2 separate regions of the Homo sapiens genome follow, and region 2 is linked to region 1. Evidence: chromatin contacts called from ENCODE Hi-C or POLR2A ChIA-PET data. All regions are on one chromosome and are shown on one strand. Each heading gives the region's core, a stretch centred on a gene start or an enhancer-like site at or near the end of the contact. The rest is flanking DNA. Distances are from core to core; before and after follow the strand shown.

What was found. Hi-C counts contacts between places; a loop is a spot of excess contacts on that map. ChIA-PET counts read pairs that join two places held with the same protein, here RNA polymerase II (POLR2A). Pooled maps may share reads with other maps.
Region 2: a map of A673 shows a loop between it and region 1 (3-fold over the local background). The contact joins the promoter of MEF2C-AS2 here to the enhancer-like site in region 1. A Hi-C loop is called at or near these places in 10 of 168 maps with a recorded cell type or tissue (A673, HAP-1, PC-3 and 5 more) and 3 of 50 pooled maps. POLR2A ChIA-PET finds 5 or more read pairs at or near these places in 6 of 52 experiments (HCT116, PC-3, Panc1 and 1 more).

The regions. Positions count from the first base shown.
Region 1 is chr5:88,395,432-88,401,895 of GRCh38, reverse strand. The region is part of intron 2 of TMEM161B-DT (TMEM161B divergent transcript); the gene reads right to left. Among named protein-coding and RNA genes, the nearest start is that of LINC02060, 40 kb to the left of the region's middle. RefSeq lists enhancers at 4,305-5,181, 4,448-5,559. Within about 2 kb of position 4,220, at least 2 of the 41 ENCODE cell types and tissues checked have a DNase peak (open chromatin) inside an H3K27ac peak, as active enhancers do; they include A673 and dorsolateral prefrontal cortex, where a contact is called at or near this core.
Region 2 is chr5:88,672,595-88,679,058 of GRCh38, reverse strand. It overlaps MEF2C-AS2 (MEF2C antisense RNA 2), which reads right to left and starts at 2,841. Exons shown (of 4, transcript NR_146284.1): 1 at 2,796-2,841. The region is part of intron 1 of MIR9-2HG (MIR9-2 host gene); the gene reads left to right. RefSeq lists enhancers at 2,767-3,332, 3,770-3,869, 6,168-6,464.

The sequences.
Region 1 (6,464 bases), core at 2,971-5,470:
GGTCTGCCACTGTGGTGTGTGGAAGTAAAGGGGCAGAGGGGCATCACTTCAATCTCTTGGCTCTGGTTCTTTCTCACTCTCGCATCTCCAGGGAAAAGAGATGCTCTTCATTCACAAAACAAAACAAGAAAATCTCTATAATTATTTTTGGCTCAGCTCCATTGAAATTCATTCTCCTGGAAGCGTCTCTGTTTTAGATTAAAACAATGCTTAGAATATTCATTCTCTGCTCCCCTTTTCTTTCTTTCTCTCTCACTACCCCTGCATGCCACCCACCCCCAACCCACCCACCCACCACCATTTTCCTCTTGCTTTCTCTGTTTCTCAGTCTTGGTTTCTTTTGCCCTCTGCCCCTGCCTTTGGTTATATTTTTTCTTAATAGTACCAAAGTTAGGCCTCAGAGATTGCTAACACCAATGCCTACAAGTGCCTACTCAAGGTCTCCATGTTTAATGTCATTTGTTCAATCTCCTCCCCTCTTCCAGACAGTGAATTTCCCCAATCCTGTGTCACTGGTCATATTTTATGATTGTGGATTTGCTGATATAATGTTTCAAACCAAAAAATAGATCACTTCTTGTCTTACCCTGTTCAGTAAAATTGGGAATACAATTTACTTTATCTTTCCTACAGACCTCTCTTCAATATCCAGTCCTCAAAAGATGAATAAAATCTTCGTTGTCCATAGTAGATGGTAGTTATTAAATTTCAGCAGCAAAGCATAGAAAATTATTATTTTAAAAATCTAAATTCCACCATTTAGTCAGACAAAATTTAATGCATGAAACAAGGATGTAACTGTACAAATTTTTTCTTATCACTTTTAACCTTGATTTTTTTTCTTTATGGTAAAACTTTTGCCTCTTCTCCTTACTAAGGGATAACAATTTCAGCAAATGGAAAGTAGAATTCCTTTTCCAAACAAAGTTTGTGTGTACATATTAACAAAACTTATTTGTGCTATGAAATGTGGGATCCAGTTTCCTGAAACAGTGGATTCATTTTGGATCCTACTACAAGACAATAATTTTATTTATAATGACTTACATCCTGTGGAATTCCAATTTCTCATACCTTTCAATTTTTGGTGACTGTAGACAAAGTTGCTGATAAACTTTTACAGAAAGAGGCGGATCTTATACCTACATTCATTAACATTAATGCATTATTCTATTTCTCACTTTCTAATTGGAATAATGAATTTGAGTTCGTTTCAAATTCTTGGTTGTGAGCAAAGGCATCCAACCTTAGTACCCATCACCCGTGGAGTGCGCTTCCTATTTAGGGGTGCATTTCTGCCCCTTTGAACAACGAATGTTTTATGTGGATACTGTATTCATATATAAGTAAGCTCTACCCTTCCTGCACCATCTTGACAAACAAAACAAAATCCTGACAGTTGCCCAGATCTGAGATGTCTCTAGGATTTCCTATATGCTCAACAACACAAAAGCAATTGTGTAAGTGTGTATTTAAAAGAGTTTGAAAATCCATTTCTAAGACTTCACAAGAACTGATTACTGAACTCCATTTGGTTTACCAAATAAAGATGAGAAAGAAAAAAAAAAGAAAACCACAAACACTGCCATTAATTACACTGTAAACATTAAATAAATATTCTTTCTTTCTATCCTTTGCCCTTTTCAAAAGGAAAGGTGGTAATTTACATGTACTGTGCTTCTTTCTTCTCATTGTTTTAATTCCTTTCTTTCTGGCTTCTTTTTACTTGTATAGAAAAGAGGTGGACATGTTTGAGAAGATAGAAATGTTTACCTAGTATATTTGTACATTTTTTTTCATATAAAGAAAGAGCCTAGGCACCTTCTACTTTGTCTTATGACCTTTGTTAAGCCACTAATCTGGAAGCTGCATTTTAATTACAAAATATTATAAAGGGAATATAGTAGGAATACACAACCTTTGATTCCTAGCCAAATGAGAGGAAGTTTAATAGCAGTGTATGGTTGCAGGAATGGTTATGCTTGGGATCCATATGCATGTTCAACTCACACATTCAGGCAGTGCAATAAAGCAGGGAAAAAACAGCTGATACACAAAAGGGACCGTCTAGACAGTACCCCATCAGTCTGGCTAAATTTGGTGCTGGCATTCCCAATGGGATTGTAATATAATTGTTCTGGTGTCTGCGTTCATTCTCCCTGTCAAACACCATTCCAAATATACATCCTTCTCCCCCCAACCCTTCTTGTTCCACAAATATGAAGCCCAAACTGTGCCATGTTGGAGAGGGTGTTAGATGGCTCAAGCCAAAGAAAATGTTATAATTTAGCAAAATCACATTGTTTAATTCCTTGGGAAAAAAAAACCCTGTTACATCTTAGCTTCAAATAGAATTAGTTTCAGTCAAATTTTAATAATTTAAATTAAGAACATGGAAAAGATTTCAATGCAAATACAAATAACCTGAAAATATTGAGCACCTTAGATGAAAGCAAATAGGCCTTTTTACTCTTTTATATTTATTAGCCTCTGTCAGAAAATTTAACAGAAATCAGAAATGTGAAAGTGTAATGATCGACATGGATCATAAATTCTAATGAGGAAAAAACCTAATGAAAAAAATGTTAAGCAAAAGCATTGAAAAAATGCAAATTGTGTATTTTTTCTTTCTTGGGCTTAAAGCCATAATTTTTTTACTCTAAGCACCTTCTGAAAGTTGAATTTGTGATATTTATATATGAACAACTTCATATTTTTGGCTTTTAATAAAAGAAACCAGCCATATTTACCCATCAATTTATAATAACAATTAATGTTTTTAAAATATTTTGGTTTAAAACACTGAGAAAATGAAAATCACTACTTACAATATACAATAAACCAAAAAGCACATCATTAACATGAATAATACACAGATTATTGGCAAAAACATTTATAATCTAAAAACTTCCACAACGTTGAAATTAAAACTGTCAGATTCCTTTTTTTTTTTTTAAAGGAAAATGCAGTCTTTAGGATTACCATATAATATAACCACCAGATACATTTATTTTATTTTCTGTTTTAACATGTCACCTCTGGGCATTGTTTAGATATTAAAATTGGGCAGTAAACCTATTTCTTAATCTTTTTTTAATTCCAAAAAAAATTATTTTGGGAAAGAAGCTAGGCTGTTTGTTTTGTCTTGTTTTATTAAGTGTAAATCTATGTTTGTACTTCTGATTTTGGAGGTTTAATAATCCTTTCCTTGATGCTGTAAATAGAAATTGGTCTCCCACCTCCCAGCAGTTTTCAGATTCTAGATTAGGAACCCAAGTGAGTGAAGAAATCTCCCAACCCCCATCAGGGACTACTCTAACTAGAGAAAAATCAAAGAAAATACTTCAGGCACTACATCCTGCCTTTATCCAACTTCAGGAGGCTGAGAGACAGACACACTAACCAAAACGGGGCACAAGCGAGAAATGGCTGTTCCAGAAAGAAGCAACACACAGAGCCTCAACTCGCACAAAGACAGAGCACCAATTACACAGAAAACCACCACCAAAGGAACCCAGAAACACTCAGACATGCTTTAGAGATGCCTTAAAATGCTCACGTGGAAAAGAAAGAGAAAATAAGTTTAAGAGATTGTATCCTTTTATTTTTAATTTTTAAAAATGTAATTAGTGACTTCATACTTTTTCCTTCTTTGTATAAAATTGCTATTCTGATGTGCACATGGGTACTAGAAACAGTCATTAAAAAGATAATAATATTTGAGCATAGTGCCTGCCTGAAGCTGGGTATTTTGCCTGTGATTGTTTTTTTTTTATTCGGTTTTATTTTACTTTTTTAGAATACACACATGGTATAAAGTGAAAGAAAGGCATACTGTAGGCCTCTGTGAGATGAAACAGCGTAGCAAAATCTGAATTTTATACTTAGTTTTCAAACTATTGAATAATATCCTAGGAGACCTCTTAGGTCTTAACTGGATTAAAATGAATATATTTGTGCTCCGGCTCTTTTCAGCTAACTAATGTGCATGTGAATTGATAGTGTGCGAGGGAGCAGGCGAGAGCAAGTGTATATGACACCGGGAGTTGATGCAGGGGCCAGGCCGAGTGTGACTCTGTGAAGGAGCGTGCAGGACGGTGTGGGCTGCCTGGACAGAGTGAGAAATGAAAATTAACAGGCCTTGGGGTCTGGTGCGTTTTGTCCAGAAACACAAGAGAAGCTTAGTTGGGATGAGGGGGGAGGGGCAGGGTGTTGGTGAAGGGAGGGTGGAGAAGGAGGTGTGGCGTGTGTGTGTGTGTGTGTGTGTGTGTGTGTGTGTGTGACTCTGAGGTTTCAGTTATGGCTGAGCCTTGGGTTTTTGTTTTGGCGGTTCCCAGCATAAATAGGCTGAAGTTTCAGGTTCAGGGTGGAGTGCATGCCAGGGGATGGGATCGTCGTTCTGAGTTTCTCTTTCTGGCCCTTCTCTATGGTTGCTGCTCAGAACATTGCTGCTGTGAAGGAGTAGGGGGAGAAGCAAGGGATGGGGGTCTGTCTGCAGCTGCCCCTCTCACACTTGAATAAAAGAACTTTTTTTTTCAGGGGTAGGGAAGCTGTGAATACCTTTCCCAATAAGAGATGAGGCATATTGAAAACTATATTAAATTACCCTGATTAACAATTTAGCCACGAACAGGGGAGCTTTGGGAGATCTCTATAGGCAGGACTGGGGGCTATTCATGCCAGCAGCTAAGAGGTCGAAAGGTTTCTGAAGTTCACAGGCTCAGAGCCTTTGTTATGCTAACAGACAATCTCAAATCAGCTGCCTAGTGGAGTGTGAAATATAAATGATTCCTTGAGAACTTCCAATAAGTTGTCACTCTTGCTCTCCAAATACCAGGACAGGCTGCTAATTTCTAGCGGGCCCTTTTGCAACATTGCTAGCCCTAAATGAATGCCTTTGTAGTTCAAATAATCTTTTCAAGGGAGCTGTCCTATCATCATAGCCCAAATGCATCTTGGTTTTGACTATTAAATGAAAATCAGGGCTCAACTGTGCTTGACTTTTCCAAGCGCCCGATGTTTGGGAAGGATGGTGGCAGCTCTCATGCACAACAAGTTAGCACCCACCGCAGGAGGGCCAGGGCATTAATAACAGCCCACAGCCCCGAGCTACCCCAACTCTCACCCCCACTCCCTACTGGGAACAAAGCTCCTGGAGAGATTTACGTGACTTCCCTTGGGCTGGACTACCTTCCTCTTTCAACCACACCAACATTTCTTTAATTTATGGACCCTCTATCCAAGAGGATAGCCAGCTGACCTGCTAGCATCTGACTGGTCACTTCGAAGCATCAACTTTGGGGATGGATCTATTCATTCTTCAAGGCAGACAAGGCCAAGGGGAAGAGGGCAAGGTGTGTGTCCAGGCCATGCCCCTAGTATCAGATGCCTGTGGATATTATTTTATCATTTTCCCATAAGAAGGATGTGAACATGGCTTATGATCTTGAGTGTGACCTTTGAGCAGGTCCCGATGGATAGAAAACCAGTCCTGGCTCTCGGAGTCTAAATTGCAAAGCTTTTAAAATAAGGAAAAGCACCCCCATTCTAAACCTCAAACAAGCTGAGGGGAGTGAGAATGAGAATCTATCAGGGAGAGTGTGCTCAAACATTCTTATAGAAAGGACAATGCAATTTATACAAATAAAGAAAACACACAGACAAGAGGACAGAAATCAAAGGAAATTAGAAATCCATCTGCATCAGCCTTCACAAAGGAAAGGATAAAACCTTACAGCTTGGGTCCTGAAAATTTTGATATTTATGACTCCATGACCTCCACTTCCTTGCTGAAATATAAAAAGGTCCATGATATCACAGAAGACTCAGCTTTTTCCAAACAGAGCAGGTTTGATTTTTGAGGCCAGGAATGGGAAGAAATCAAATGGACTACATTTCTTAGTATATAATTAGGGTAAGTTTACATTCATATAAACAATATTTTAAAATACTTCGTTAAGTAACTTTATGAAGCTGGATGATACAGCCATACAGAAAACCCGAGGGCCTTGATTTCCTATCATCTTATTGTTCTTCTAATTAAAATGATTTTAAATAATTACATCAAAAATATTCTGGGGGAGTTAGTTTCTACTGGTATAGAAACTGGTTTAAGTAAACACTTCTTTGTACTCTAGGTATACTAAAACTTATGACTATTAAAACATGAATTAGATATAAGTAAGAATGGTGGCATAACTTTCATCAGTTTTGAAATCATCTAGCTTACATTTTAAAATCTTTTTAAAAAAGCCGGGGTACACAGTACAATTGTAAAGGACTCTGGGATTCAATTCAGAGATTTTGGTCCTTAGATAGGAGCCAGTGTTTAAGAACCAGGTCATCTTTGTCTTTCAAATTCTTATTTGTTTCACTCAGTAAAAGAATCTGCAAATAATATTGCTTAGGAAAATTCGTTCAGATTACTGACATTACAGGAGTAAAAGTTTATGGTTTCTTCTGCC
Region 2 (6,464 bases), core at 1,592-4,091, 280 kb before region 1:
TGGAGGTTGTGAAGTTCAGTGAGGTGGTATTTTTAGCTTGAGAAGTCCAAATTCAGATATTTGGGTATTTCTCCCCCTCCCACCGTTTCCCCACCCGGTCCCCATTTTACTCTCTCTTTAACTCAACCCTTTGGGTTCTCTTTCTCCTTTTTCTCTCCCATTCTCGCTTCTGTTTTCTCTCTCCCCTTTACAGCGCCTCTCCCTTTTTCTGTCTCTTCTTTCCTCTTCTCTTCTCTCTCCTCTCATTTATTGTCTGATTCTATGTCAAGTTAATATAAAAGTAGCAAGTGGGAGACCCAGTACCCTCAGCAGACCCTCTCTCCACCGCGCGCAGGGCACTTTGGGGAGTTGTCTGTCGCTGCCAGGTTACCGGCCAGAGTGGTGGCTCTTGGTGCAGGGCATGCTGCTCTCGGAGGAGTTGGGGTCTGCGCGGGGTTGCGGGGCTTATTCAAATACCTCCCGCTGCTGCTGTGATTCGCAGGGACTCGGCCTCCATATGGTAATGCGGGGCGGGGGGTTGGGGGAGGCGCAGAAGGGAGGGGAGGGGAGGATGGGGGTGAGGGCGGGGTGGGAGGGGGCTCCGACACTGCGCGCTCGGCTGCCGGGCTGGGACAGAGCACCCGGACCCGCGGCGGCAGCGGCAGCGACGCTACCCACCCTCTTCCCCAACACCCACCTAGCCAGCGAGTCACCGAGCCACCGGCCCTCGGGGTAAGCCACAGCGCGCACACGGCAGCGACGGTGACGGTTCACACGCTTTGGGTTACTACCATGCGCCAATAAGGGAGATTAGAAACAGAAAAGGAGATTACAGAGAGATCAGAGATAAGAGGTGTACCTCTCTGTGTTCCTTGTCACATAGCGCGCGCGCGCACATACACACGCATCTGTACACACATGCATGCTCAGCCGTACACGCACGCGTTCCTTGCTACTGCCATCTAAATATATGCACCGACACTCTATGCCCTGCAACGTGGCCGGTGTGTTTGTCCTGATCCTACATAAAGGTAGGCAGGTATGTGGGAGAGTCCAGGCAGGAACAAACAGCCACGCGCAATTTAACTGCAGCCAAACTCAAAGAGACCTTGAGCCTGCCGAATTGTTTCACTCAGCCAGGTGCCCCCCAGAAACCGGCTATTCTGCAATCAGTTGTGGAATCCTGCAATTATTCATAAAATGTGCTGAAAATGTATTTTAGGAAACGTAATCTTGCTATATATGGCAAGGTAAAGGCGAACCTGAAGGATGAATGTGTTTCTGCTTTTTAATGTCATACGTGTAGCCATCTGACCACTTTTTATTGGGTGACATATCATATGAGCACTTTGGTGTAGGCTTGGAAAAACTACAGCCAGAGGTAAGGCTGGAAATTCCATAAGAGTTAAGGGTGCTGAAAATGGATGCTGGATAGTCCAGCATGAAAGATGGCATACCGCTTTAGGTTTGAAATAGGGGGAAATACATGTGAATATTTATACATGAAGGCCATTGGGGAGGGCTGAGTCTTGGCCTGAGTATCTGTGCAGGTAAGTCATTCATAAGAAAACTAATTACCTGTGCATGTACTTGGACTTGTTTAATTGAATAAGCTGCATGTGTGCATACTTGCTGTTCTTTCAGGGTTTGCAATTATAGATTGAGTCTTTTTTAAATGATAGCTTGGGGGAATTAAAAGGTGGAAAAAAGCCATCGTGCTGCATAGCTATATTGCCAAGAAAGAGAATCCGATCCTATAAACAAGATTACCATTGCTTGAAATCTAACTCAAGGCCTGTATATTTTAAGCCACATCAACTGGTTTAATATAGCCAATTGTTTTATTTGTGTATTTGCTTTCATTTCAAAGTCAGGAATCAAGGATGCTTTTCAGTCAAGATAATGTGCCTTGTTTCCAGCCATATTAAGATAAAAATGAAACTCAGTAAATTTTGAATGCAGCCAATAAGGTACAACATACAACATGGTTGAAAATGTCTTCCTTGCAGAAGGCTGTCCATTGCTGTGTCTACCCATTTTAAAATATATATATTTTTTTCAATAAGAAATGCTAGAAAGCAATAGGGCGGGGAATGCCGCACCTCTCAGGCAATCAGCACAAAAATTATTTAGAAATCTTTGGAATCACTTCACTTATACATACATTATCTCGAAAGCACTGGCCCCGAACTGTGTTTCTGCTAATATGAAGTTAATTAGACAATCAAACTTTGAGCCTTGAGCGATGGGCACTACAGCCCATCAAGGTATGTCAAGAAAGAAAAAAAAATGTGTATTTTCCTTTATGACCAAACCAGGAGGTTATACAGCTGGCATTGCATACATGACAGATGTGCATATTTGTAACCTTAAATAAACAGAAGCAGGGAGGTAACTGTGTATATTATCTAGCAAGAGACAGCAGCAGACACTCGCCAAAAAAGACAGAAAGGGACAAGAGAGACACATAGACATAATAAAATAACAACAATAAAAATCCTCCAAAAAAAAAAAGAGGGAAAGGGAACCAATAAAATGACAAAATCTGAAATTCTCGCAAATTAAAAAATGCAAATATACCTTTACATATGCATCAGTATTAAAAATAATACACGCTGGAACCAACAGGAGCGAGAGCAAGAAGAGGAGGAGGAGGTGGAGGAGAAGGAGGAGGAGGAGGAGAGGTGGAAGAGGAGGAGGAGGAGGAGGAGGAGGAGGAGGAGGAGGAGGAGGAGGAGGAGGAGGAGGAGGAGGAGGAAAGAATGGAGGCGCCGCGGAGCCCTGATTATGCATGGGCTGGAGCTGCCTCCTCTAACCTGTTCTTCTCCGAGCCGGGCAGCCGGCGGTCCTCAGCCGCCCACAGAACAGGAGCCGAAACAACCGTTCTCGAAGGCTACAGCGTTTATTTTTCTCTTTTGGGGGGTTTTGGCGGTTGTTTCAGGGGCTCGCCAACTGGCCCCTTTAATTAAAAGCTTCAATAAAAGGCGATCGCGCCAGGAATGCACCCGCTCCTCTTCGCGCAGGATTTGCATATTTTTTTAATGCCCTAATTTCCTTGATGTATGTAAATGTAGCCGGACGTAGAGGGAGACAGGGAGCTGACGTCAATGGACGTGACCTCGCAGCTAAACCTTGAACGTGAAGCCGGGATGGGGGAAAACACGGAGCGGCAGCCGGCGGAGCCCGAGAGCGCGGGCGGCGGCGGCAGTAGCCGAGCCCAGGCCGGGGTGCCAAGGGACCAGTGCCGGCCCCGGGGGAGGACAAGCCGCCGCCTTCTTTCTGCACCGCGCGGCTCTCAGACTCGCCAGCCTTCCGGCCGCACACGCAGACTCTTGCCCTGAGCTTCCAGCCCCACCACACACACGTTCTTTTGCTTCCCTCAGAAAAGCAACACTCCCCAAAACAACAAACCAAAATCAACAGATAAAACAGATGTTTTAGACCAATGCTCGGGTAGCTTATCAGAAAGAAGACTCTGACCACGGAACATATATATTTTTTGGCTTCTCTCCACAAGAAGAGGAGCGAGAGACCACAGACAACAGCAAATCACTCCTAAAACACGATAACTACAAGTGCTCCCTGTAGGGAGAGGTAAATCGCCCAGCCGACTGGTGAAGTCTTCTGGTTTCGGTACCTATTTACCTGTGCACTCATTATGCGCCTCGGCTTCATTAACGGCAGGATCATGAGCGCGCGTTTTAATGTGATGGGAGTGCTGTGTTGTGTGTGTGTGTGTATGTATGTATGTGTGTTGGGAGGTGCTTGCGCTAGTGAGCACCGAGGCAGGCGCTCTGAGCAGAGAGAGATCAGTCTTTCCATGGCCACGTCTGGGACTCATCTGCGGAGCCATCTAGGCCAGGGCTCCTAGATTGGGGTTCGACTTCACCCCATGTAAAAAGAGAGGCCAGCAAAGGCTTCCCCTGAACAGCCAGGTCCTTCCCATCGGATTGTTTGAGGAAGGAGGCTTGAAGTGTGAGCCATTCTGTAGCCGCCGCCTTGCCGGATTTGGCCTGGTGTTTTGCACTTGAAACTCAGCGGCCTCAGCGCGGAGGTAGTGCCTCTCCGAGACGCGGCCGAGGCCTTGTCATTCCCCTCCTTCCGCCCGCGGCAGCCCTGCGCGCCGGCGTGTGCGTGCCCGCGCACCGGACCGCTGGCACCTCCCTGTGCACATCCGCCCCCTCCTCTGCTCGCCCCCTCCTCTGGGGCAGCTAAGAAATGGTCCTCGGCCTCTTCTGGGCCGGAGGGCAGATCTACGAGCAGGCAAGAAAGGGGCGCCGGTGGCTGTGGTGGCGACTTCTCCGCTCTGCCCTCGGCCGCCAAGTGTGCCGTTTCATCGTTCCACCTCGCAGCCCCAGCTTTGTTTTCCTGACATGTTCGTGGCCATTGGGCCCCACGCCTGCGAGGGGAGTGTGTGCGTGTGCGCGGGGGTCGGGCGCGCGCGGCGGGTGGGGGCTCTCCCGCCAAGGACACGCATGGCTGTCTGTCCTCCGGCTGCACTTGGCGGGAAAGCTAGGGGCCGCCGGCGGGGCTGAGCGCCAGCGGCTGTCATTACCGCCTCCCTGCTCCCCGCGGGCTGCATTTACATACGGGCCACTCGTCTGAATTTTTACGGCACTCTTCCCCCTCCCGTACCCGGTCGCACGCGCGCAGGCTCGGAACTACCACCCCGGCACGCAGACACCCGCGCCCAGAATGCGGCCAGCCCCAGGCGCGCAAACAGGCCCACAGGGGCCGACGGCACTCGGCGGGACGGATTCCTGCACCGCCTCCCCGCACCCCCGTGCCCACACCCCTGACAGCCTCTCCGCTTGTGTTGCAGGAAGCCCACCTTCCCCTCGAAGCCCCCACCCTTCTCTGTCTGCATACTTCCACCCCCACCCTCCCACATCTCTCCGTCTCTCTTTCCGTGGAAGGCAGACGCGCGCGCGCGCGCGCACACACACACACACACACACACACACACACACCCGCTTTTTCTTCCTCCTCAAATAGATGACCCCTATGGCGCGTCCCTGGTACATTTAGAATACCTCTAGAGTTTAGAGAATAAAATTCTTTAGAATGCATTGCTTGTCTTTAGCTAAACACATTTAACAACCACGACACAAACGGGGAGGAGTGAAGAAGGGGGACTTGAACCAAAAGACCTTTAAAAAAAAAAAAGTCTGCGAGTCAAAAGGTCATTCTCCAAGTTTGTAAATAAAATTGCAAAGGGAGTCCTTAAGAAAGGAGAGGAAAGAAGGGGAAGAAGGTTAGGAAGACTCACAAGTTACATAAAACAGTGCATTGGAAAAACGACAGGGAGATTCTGTAATAAAAAAAAAAGAAGAATCTTAAGAAACCAAGAGAGAGAAAAAAAAACTGGAGGAAAAAAGAAAAAGAGAAGAAAAGGATTTTAAAAAAAAGAAAAAAGCAAAAGAAGTTTCCAAAGAAATGTGTGCTTTGCATCCTACAATAGGAAAATGTAGCCATTGCCTTCCTTCAGACGAGACATTTCTAATTTGTTCCGTCTGTCAGGAGGGGACTATGAGAGGTTTGGGTGCAAATTCATTATCTCTGGCAACGCAGAACGTAGTGTGGGGACTGAAAAAGACCGTGGCAATGGATGAACAATAGGGCTTCAGTTCATCAGTAACAAAAGCAGTGGGGAAATTGGTTGAGTTTCAGAGCACGTCCTCCTCGGCAGAGGGGGCTGGACTAGACCTTGGACAGCCCCCCCAAAAACTTGCCAAGCCTCGCACACACCACTTCACTCTCCACTCCGAGGCTCAGGGAGCAAGTGCCTGGCATGGGGGGTAAAAGTTGGCTTTTTTTTTACTCCTTGGTCTTTTGCGCCCTTCTCCCTCTCCCCAGAAGGGAAGACCCATTTAAACTATTTTAGACGCAATCAACCAAGAATCACCATGTGGAATTGAGCGGCAGTTTTAAATGTGTTGAGCAGGGGAGAGGAATGATGAGAAAAACATTTTTTTTTTTTTTTTTGGAGACGCCGAAAGAAGCCTGTTTGTGTGCTGCGGCCGTGCTGTGACTTTGGATCTTGTCTTTCAGCCGGCGCCTCGGTTCCTGCCCAGCTGGATTTGGGGGGCAGCATTGCCTGGCGCAGGGAGATCAAGTGAGTATCGTGGCGGCCCTCAGGCTGCAGCTCGCCCGCGGCGCGAGGCCAGCAGTGCCCGCCGCGGCCCCGCGCCCGCACTCCTCACCTCGCCCGCTAGCCGGTGCCCGCAGAGTCCCGCTGCGGGCCGCTCCGAGGGCCAGTCCGGGGCTTTGCTTCAGCTAATTGATTGTGTGCCTCGGATGTTAAACCTGTTGATCTCGTGAGTTTTCTTAGCCAGTACTGTTAATTATCCAGCGGCTTGACCCCCAATCGCAGAGAGATGCCAGGAAATCTTCGCGTTGGAAAAGGGAATTTTTGTATGTAATTTTGTGGTGGTGGTGGTGGTGGTGTGTTTGGGGGGGCTTTTCCCTTTTAAACCTAGAGCAAA